Linked DNA regions of Homo sapiens: region 2 is linked to region 1. Evidence: chromatin contacts called from ENCODE Hi-C or POLR2A ChIA-PET data. All regions are on one chromosome and are shown on one strand. Each heading gives the region's core, a stretch centred on a gene start or an enhancer-like site at or near the end of the contact. The rest is flanking DNA. Distances are from core to core; before and after follow the strand shown.

Region 1 (4,370 bases), core at 547-3,046:
CTTATCTCTGGAGCTCGAAGGCTGTCATGCAAGGCATCCACACTGGCATCACGCGAAGGTTGGATGAGAGGCCCCTGGAGGGCACATTCCACCTGAAACTTCCTGGAATTGGCTGTTCATTTTTGCCCTTTGAATGTGGCAGAGGCTGTGGGGAAGGGGCATTTATGGGGGGGCTTGGGAATTGCTGCAGCGTTCCCCTGCTTCTTCCTCTGTGGAGCATTCTGCTCTCACCCTGTCCTCCTGGACAGAGCCTCAGGACCGTGCCCCCAAGGCCTTTGGCTACCTTAGGTCTTGAAATGACAGCGCATTGTTAGCTAGAGGGTCTGCTATAGCATGGAAGAAGTGGGACGTACTTTCTGAGTGATGTGGTAGCCACTGTGGGGTTTCCCGCTGGATTGCCTAAGGCCTGATTATAGTGCCGGATACTCAGTACACCAGTTGAGCTTTGCTAATCAAGCAGAGCCCCCTCTTCACTCTGCTCTCTGTCCCTGTCCTAGGCCATCACCACGGAAGGGAAGTACTGGAAGAGCCGCATCGAGATTGTGATCCGGGAGTATCACAAGTGGAGAACCTACTTCAAGAAAAGGGTATCTGGCTGGAGTGTTCAGGCAGCCCGCCTAGGGAGGGAGTGGGCAGAGTCCCTGGTTCAGGGCCCTGGCCGAGGCGGTAGGCTCCACAGCCGCCCCACCTGAACGTGGAGCGTCAAGCAGTAAATCTGGGGCCCAGCGTGCCAGACTAGCCTGGGCAATGGCCTGCCTCGGTCAGGTTGTCTTTGCTCTCAGTTTCCCCATCTGTGCACTGGGTGGAAGTCTCCTTTGTGCAGGCATCGGCCTGGGGATGGTGTGAGCAGGACCCCTACCTGCCTCCCTGAGAGTTCTGTATATTCTAGAGCCCTTGGGCCCTCCTAGGGCCATTGGTGACCGCCGTGTCCTGTCCCTTTGCCCACAGCTACAGCAGCACAAGGATGAGGACCTCTCCAGCCTGGTCCAGGTGGGTGAGCCTGGGAGCTCTGAGGACCCCCACTTTGACATGAGACAGCAGGGACTTCGGTGGCCCACCAGGGAGCCCTGCAAAAGGCGGCAGGCCATGGGCCCTCCCTGGAGTCTCAGGAATGGCTCAAGAAGCAGTCCAGCTCTCTCTCCTGGGTGGGCTGGAGGGAGCCGCTCTCCAAATGCCTCCACCCTGCTGCCTCACTTCCACTGAGCACCCCTTTGACGAATTTCCCCAGGTGACAGGCGTGGGAATTCTTCGTCCCACTGTTACTCTTTGATGCTTCCTCCCCTGTGTTGGTGTTGTGTTAGGACGATGACATGCTGTATTGGCACAAGCACGGGGATGGATGGAAGACCCCCGTCCCCATGGAGGAGGATCCCCTGCTGGACACAGACATGCTCATGTCGGAATTCAGCGACACCCTCTTCTCCACACTTTCTTCACACCAGCCGGTGGCCTGGCCCAATCCCCGGGAAATAGGTAACCCAAACCAGGGCCTTGGGCTTTGAACAGCCAGCCGCTTCCTTCTCTGCCAGGCCCCCTCTGGGCCAGGGTTCCTTCAGGGCCATCTCTGAGCTGCTGCACGTCACGGTTGGGGGCAGGCAGTAAGGAAGGGAAGGATGGCTGGCCTCATTTGACATCCAGGCCGCACGTACCGAGTGGGTGGGGTCTGCAGAGTGGGCCCACTGGGCAGCTGCCATTCCCGTAGTGCCATGGTGGGAGGACAGCAGCAGGGTCTAGTCTGAGTCATTGGCACATTTCAGATACCGTTCTCTTCACGGGGTACGTGTGCCGTGCCTAAGCCGAGGCGGCCGGGCCGTGACTCATGCTAAAGAAAATCAGAAGCACTCCCGGGTGTGACCGCTCACCTTGGTGGCATTCAGTCTTCCAGTTAACCTCTCAGGGAAGAGCCCAAAGATTGAAAATTAGAACAGTGTTCGGGGAGGTCTCTGTTCTCTCTTGAGCTCTTTACAGCTTCCTGGGGTGTCCATTCCCTGATACTCAATTTTACCTTCCTGGCAAAAACTTACTTTCCTGCCTTTTGAGGGTGCGGAATGGCCACAAACCCTGAGAAGGTAGAAATCCCAGCCAGCTCCTTGGAAGACTCTGGGATGTGAGCAGGGCCAGGAAGTTCTGTTCCAGGCCTTTTTTACGTTCCTGCAACATTGTCTGAGAAGACAAAATGGTTCCTCTCTCTGTGATTCTTGCAGCACATCTGGGAAATGCAGACATGATCCAGCCGGGACTGATTCCTTTGCAGCCTAACCTGGACTTCATGGACACCTTTGAGCCTTTCCAGGGTGAGGACCAGAGGCAGAGAGAGCACGGTTGCCTCCATCTCCCCCAGCCCAGCACAGAGCAGATCGCTGCCTTCCTTTAAGAGGCGAGACTTGGTAGAATGGGCAAGGGGGCGAGCAAAGAATTTTTTTTTAAACTGAACTGTTTTTTGTAGTAACTGCAAGGTCTGGGAAGTTTTTCTGGGACATTGTTCAGCAAGGAAATTGGCTCTGGATTTAGCCGTGACTGTAAGCAGTTCTCCCTCGAAGCAGCAGAGGGCACTGATGACACAGCCAGCTCCCTACCAAGGCCCTGCAGTTAGATGGGTCCTTGAGCACCTGCCATTGTGACAGCAGCAGAAACGTCAGGCCTGGGAGTGTTTCAGAGCCCAGGATAGTTGCCAACATGTGTGGTTCCAACCAGAGCCCCCTTTCTACAGAAAAAAAGGTGTCTCAGGGTAATACCCTCTGTCCATGGCATCCCCCTGGGCCATGTGGGGTTTAGGGGTTTAGTCCTTGATTTGTTTGAGTCTTTTTTTTTTTTTTTTTTTTTTTTTAGAGACAGGGTCTTGCACTGTCACCCAGGCTAGAGTGCAGTGGTTCAATCATGGTTCACTGCAGCCCTGAACTCCTGGGCTCAAGCGATCCTCCCACCTCAGCCTCCTGAGTACCTGGGACTACAGGCACACACCACCACACCCAGTTCATTTCTTCATTTTTTTGTAAAGACGGGGGTCTGCTATGTTGCCCAGGTGATCCTCCTGCCTCTGCTTCCCAAAGTGCTGGGATTACAGGTGTAAGCCATCACACCCAGCCTGTTTTAGTCTTTGTTATTTTGAGACAGAGCCTTGCTCTGTAGCCCACGCTGGAGTGCAGTGGCAAGAACACGGCTCACTGCACCCTCAACCTCCCTCCTGGACTTAAGCGATCCTTCCGCTTCAGCCTCCTGTGTAGTTGGGACCACTGGTGGCACCAACCAGGCATGGTGGTTGTGGTTGGCACCTTTTTTTTTTTTTTTTTTTTTTTTTTTTTGAGACGGGAATCTCGCTCTGTCATCAGGCTGGAGTGCAGTGGTGCGATCTTAGCTCACTGCAACCCCTGCCTCCTGGGTTCAAGCCATTCTCCTGCCTCAGCCTCCTGAGTAGCTGGGACTACAGGCATGTGCCACTACACCCAGCTAATTTTTGTATTTTTAGTAGAGATGGAGTTTCACCATGTTAGCCAGGATGGTCTTGATCTCTTGACCTCATGATCTGCCTACCTCGGCCTCCCAAAGTGCTGGGATTACAGGCATGAGCCACCGTGCCTGGCCCTGTTTGAGTCTTGATTCCAGCAAATGCTGGGCACACTGAGCTCAGAAGACCCCTGCTGTTGTTTTTCAGACCTCTTCTCTTCTAGCCGCTCCATTTTTGGCTCCATGCTACCTGCATCTGCCTCAGCACCTGTACCAGATCCCAACAACCCACCTGCACAGGTAGAGGAAGCTGGGGGATGGGTGGGGGAAGGGGCTGGCAGGCACAGGGCTGCTCATCAAAGGTTTGCTGCCAGAGCAAGGCTAATGGCATAGCCACACAGTCACCAGCAAAGCGCCAAGCAGTGCTAGACCAGCACTAATGTGCAGAGGCACGATTCCATCCCTCTTTTACAGCATCCTTCAGCACCCATGGGGTGGGAGACTCTTGGTCCAGGTGTGCTTCTGCCTGAGTGCCAGGTAACCTATGTGCAGCTAGCTCTGCTCCGACTAATTAACACAGAATTAGCTAGACAGAGAAGAAAAACATGGATTACTAATAAAAATAACTTCTGTATATTTCTTTCACGTTTTACTAAGCAATCCAAAAAGTTGCTTACAGGTGCTTGGGGCTACAGAGCTGAGTGAGGTACCATTCTTTGTCCTTACGGAGCCCTCATGCTTATGCCCATGACCAGTTAGACACTGGTAACCTGGCACCATCTTCAAACGGGCTCCGGGAAGAATTGCTACTGCAGAGACTGGGATCTGAACCATTGATTCCTCGTAGCTTTTCTTATTTAGGAAGAGGTGGCCTGATGACCAGTTGACACGTGAAATTGTCCTCGGGGATTCCCGAGCAGCTGCAA
Region 2 (4,370 bases), core at 512-3,011, 110 kb after region 1:
TACTCACTAGTGACATCTTTGATCAATTCTGCAATTGAGGTATGGTTTGCAAGCGAGCCCCTTGCTGCCTGCATGTGGGGCAACTGGGAAACAAACTGCTTGATCTCCCCCACGGTCTTAGCATTGTGTCTTTCCTGAAATAAACAAGAGAGCAGTGCCTCAAGCAGGGAAGATAGTTTATTTATTTTATTTTTTTGAGAAGGACTCTCGCTTTGTTGCCCAGGCTGGAGTGCAGTGGCGCAATCTCGGCTCACTGCAACCTCCGCCTCCCAGGTTCAAGTGATTCTCATGCCTCAGCCTCCCGAGTAGCTGGGATTACAGGTGCCCACCACCATGCCCAAACTAATTTTTGTATTTTTAGTAGAGACAGGGTTTCACCATATTGGTCAGGCTGGTCTCGAACTCCTGACCTCAGGTGATCCACCCACCTTGGCCTCCCAAAGTGTTAGGATTACAGGCGTGAGCCACCACGCCTGGCCGATATTTTAAGTGCTTTGTTTTTTGTATTGTTCAGAGGATGTTTCATTTATATTAATGAGAAAGGAAGAATGGAATACAAATAAATCATTACATTACATAAAAAAAGAGAAAAGAAAAGTATATATATGACTGAAATAATAGAGGTCATGGTGCCTGTCTCCTGAATTAGCACTTCTTTAAAGAAGCAAATGCCTCAGAGTCTGTCTTCCAATGTACCAGCTTAAACACTGTGTCAGTATTTTGTGGACATCTGAGTATTGGTGAAAGATAGTACTATATAAACCATACAAATTTCTGAGTAAAAAACTAAGACAAAAAATTATGTTTAGAGGGTACCATAAAGAGGAAAAGTTTCCTGTGTAACAGAAAAAAATCCATTTTTTCTGTTGACCCTCAGTCTTTTATTTGATGTTGAGACAGGGTCTCTGTCGCCCAGGCTGGAGTGCAGTGGTGTCATCACAGCTCACTGCAGCCTCCGCCTCCTAGGCTCCTACCTCAGCCTCCCAAGGAGCTGGGATTACAGGCACACGCCACTGCCCAGCTAGTTAAAAAAAAAAAAAGTTTTGTAGAGACAGTGTCTTGCTGTGTTGCCCAGGCTGGTCTAGGACTTCTGGGCTCAAGCGATCCTCCTGCCTCAGCCTCCGACAGTGCCGGGATGACAGGCGTGAGCCACTGTGCCTGGCCTGAACCTTAGTCTTGAGTATAGTCTATGAACAAAGCGAACATAGCTTGGTGATGATAATATTTTTTGGCAAAATTTAATAACTTAAACCAAAAGTAACTTCAGAAATATGAAAATCAATTAATGAACATAATTCCTGAGAAAGATAAAATCTGGAATTACATGGCCTAGTTCCAAGCCAGCCTGGGCAACGCAGGAAGTCCCCATCTCTACAGAAAAAAAAACAACAAAAAACTCTGCCAGGCATGATGGCATGTGCCTGTGGTCCCAGCTACTCGGGAGGCTGAGGTGGGAGGATTGCTTGAGCCTGGGAGGTAGCAGCTCAGTAAGCCATGATTGTACCACTACACCCATCCTGGGAGACAAAGCGAGACCCTGTCAAAAAAAAATCTAGAACTACATACTCAGTGAAAAATTCATTTTCAAAAACTTCCCATTTATGTTTCCAAAGTTGAAATATTCAGACTTTATGATCTTGTTGAATTCCCATGTTTCAAAAAGGAGCCTGAGCAAGAATAAACTAGTGAACGGGCAAGAGGAGGCAGGAAGGTGATAATGAAGCCACCAATTTCAAAGCTCGGGGTTGCTGGGGATTTCAGTCTCATTATCACCTGCCACACGTGCTGACTTCCCCTGCCGCAGTCACACTGGCTAAACTTGAGTTTTCAGCATGAACCACAAGTTCTATTATAGAGGATTCTTTATTTGTAGTACAGATGGCTTCCTCTTAGGCAAGGTAGGAAATAATTTAAGACGATAAAGCAAATGTTTATGATGGAAGTCTGTAAACTGCACACACTTGCGCCTCCACCTACCCTCCACACAAAAAGAACTTTACGCAACGCGGGTCTGAGAAAGTTTAAAATGAAAACCTCGGATCTTCCAATACTGAATCTGCAGTTACTGAAGATGAGAAAAGTTGCATTGAAGCCTGGTTTAATGGCTACATATTTTTGGAGCTCTTATTCCCCTCAGGGGTGGGCATCTACCTGAGGCCTAGAGTTGCAGAATGACACCCAAAACTTGCCTCACCTCGAATGCTGCAGAGATGATCTTTGCTTTCTTGCTGAGCACAGAGCCAACTGCGTTGAAGTTCTTATCTCGGATCTCAGCATAGAGCTCCTCTGCAGAATTCAGCTGCAGCTTCTTTGCTTCCGTGGGGAGGTCCTTACCACCATCGCCCTGTTTCTTAGGTGCAAATTTCTCTGGAGGTAATTTCACATAACCTGAGCAGCAGTGGAAGGGAATAAGCACCTGTGTGCAATGACTGGAAGAACCAATCCGGTAACCAAGCACAAAACAGAATTTCCAACTCAGGAGAAAATGGAAGACGGCAAACGACACATAGCTCTGAGCTTTTGATTTTCCATGATCAAAGTACAGGAAGTAGTGACTCTAATACTGATACCACAGTTCTCATTATCTTTGGGGCACCTATATAAACCACATGCAGCAATGTCCACTTCCTAAACTTATTCAGGGATTAGGTCACTTTTCCACTCAGAAAACTTTCAAGGATCTCCCCATTGACTTTTAGTATTTTTTCAAACTGTAGATCATGTTCCATTAGTGGATCATGAAATCAAGCTGGTGGGTTGCAAGTAGCATCTTAAAACCAAAACCAAACGAAACCAAAACAAAACAACAGTACCAAAAACAGCACAGAGTAGAAAATACAAAAGCTTATCACACGCTGTTAGAGAAGCTAGTGGTGGCTTCGTTTTATTTTTTTTTTAAATAAAACTTTTGTTTCAGTTTAACATGCACATGCATACATGTGTGTATATACTGGCTCATGATATAAAATACATTTCTTACTGTGGATTGGAATCCAAAATAGTTTAAAAGCCATCCTAGAACAAGAATTAGAAACTACGGTCTGAGGACCAAACTCTGTTCACGTTCTGTTTTTTTTTTTTTTTTTGAGACGGAGTTTCACTCTTGTCACCCAGGCTGGAGTGCAATGGCACGATCTCGGCTCACTGCAACCTCCACCTCCTGGGTTCAAATGATTCTCCTGCCTCAGCCTCCTGAGTAGCTCAGATTATAGGCACCCACCACCATGCCCGGCTAATTTTCTTGTATTTTTAGTAGAGACAGGGTTTCACCATGTTGGCCAGGCTGGTCTTGAACTCTTGTCTTCAGGTGAGCCACCCTCCTGGGCCTCCCAAAGTGCTGGATTACAGGTGTGAGCCACCATGCCCAGCCCACTTTCTGTTTTTGCAAATAAAGTTTTATTGGCACATGGCCACAGCTATTCTTTTTGTATTGTCTATGGCTACTTTCACATGACAATGACAGAGACAAGGAGGTTCCTCTGTATGACCTGCACTTTGTAACAAGCAAAAGCCTAAAATACTTACTATCTGGGTCTTTATAGAAAAAGCTGTACACCCTGATCTAGAATAAGCTTCCAAATTCCTTAGCATGGTATCCACTTCCTCTGCGAAGTAGCCTTAATCTCCTTCTCCCTACTCTGCTCCTGCCAAGCCAAGTGAGTCCCTATTTTCCTGGAACACCCCACATGTGCTCATGAACTACGGATGGCATGGAGCTGGTGTAACTCTGCAGTAAAGCAATTTGGCAACATGTACCAAGTGCCTTTCACCCCAAAAATCCTGCATCAGGGAATCCAGGGAAAGAAAATAATCTGATATATGAAAAAAATCTTATGTAGGCTGGGCACAGTGGCTCACGCCTGTAATCCCAGCACTTTGAGAGGCTTAGGTGGGAGGATCTCTCTCTCTCTCTTATTTTATTTATTTATTTATTTATTTATTTAAGAGGGAGTCTCGCTCTCTCGCCCAGGCTGGAGTGCAGTGGCGTGATCTCAGCTCACTACAACCTCCACCTCCCGGGTTCAAGCGATTCTCCTGCCTCAGCCTCCTGAGTAGCTAGGATTACAGGCGCCCGCCACCACACCCGACTAATTTTTGTACTTTTAGTAGAGACGGGTTTCACCATGTTGGCCAGGCTGGTCTCGAACTCCTGACCTCAGATGATCCGCTCACCTCAACCTCCCAAAGTGCTGGGATTACAGACATGAGCCAGTGTGTCCAGCCACTTTTTGGTTTTTTAATTGAGACACAGTCTCAGTCTGTCACCCAGACTGGAGTGCAGTGGCACGATCTCGGCTCACTGCAACCTCCACCTCCCAGGTTCAAGCAATTCTCCTGCCTCAGCCTCCCAAGTAGCTGGGATTATAGCC

Evidence for each region. Hi-C counts contacts between places; a loop is a spot of excess contacts on that map. ChIA-PET counts read pairs that join two places held with the same protein, here RNA polymerase II (POLR2A). Pooled maps may share reads with other maps.
Region 2: a loop to region 1 is called in a pooled map, with 4 times the contacts of the local background. The contact joins two enhancer-like sites. A Hi-C loop is called at or near these places in 4 of 50 pooled maps. POLR2A ChIA-PET finds 5 or more read pairs at or near these places in 2 of 52 experiments (AG04450 and GM12878).

What each region holds. Positions count from the first base shown.
Region 1 is chr12:122,128,640-122,133,009 of GRCh38, forward strand. It overlaps MLXIP (MLX interacting protein), which reads left to right. Exons shown (of 17, transcript NM_014938.6): 4 at 498-587; 5 at 949-990; 6 at 1,302-1,473; 7 at 2,205-2,294; 8 at 3,653-3,744. Among named protein-coding and RNA genes, the nearest start is that of IL31, 43 kb to the right of the region's middle. RefSeq lists an enhancer at 848-2,047. Within about 2 kb of position 1,797, at least 5 of the 41 ENCODE cell types and tissues checked have a DNase peak (open chromatin) inside an H3K27ac peak, as active enhancers do.
Region 2 is chr12:122,242,375-122,246,744 of GRCh38, forward strand. It overlaps VPS33A (VPS33A core subunit of CORVET and HOPS complexes), which reads right to left. Exons shown (of 13, transcript NM_022916.6): 7 at 2,195-2,388; 8 at 8-134. Among named protein-coding and RNA genes, the nearest start is that of DIABLO, 19 kb to the left of the region's middle. Within about 2 kb of position 1,762, at least 2 of the 41 ENCODE cell types and tissues checked have a DNase peak (open chromatin) inside an H3K27ac peak, as active enhancers do.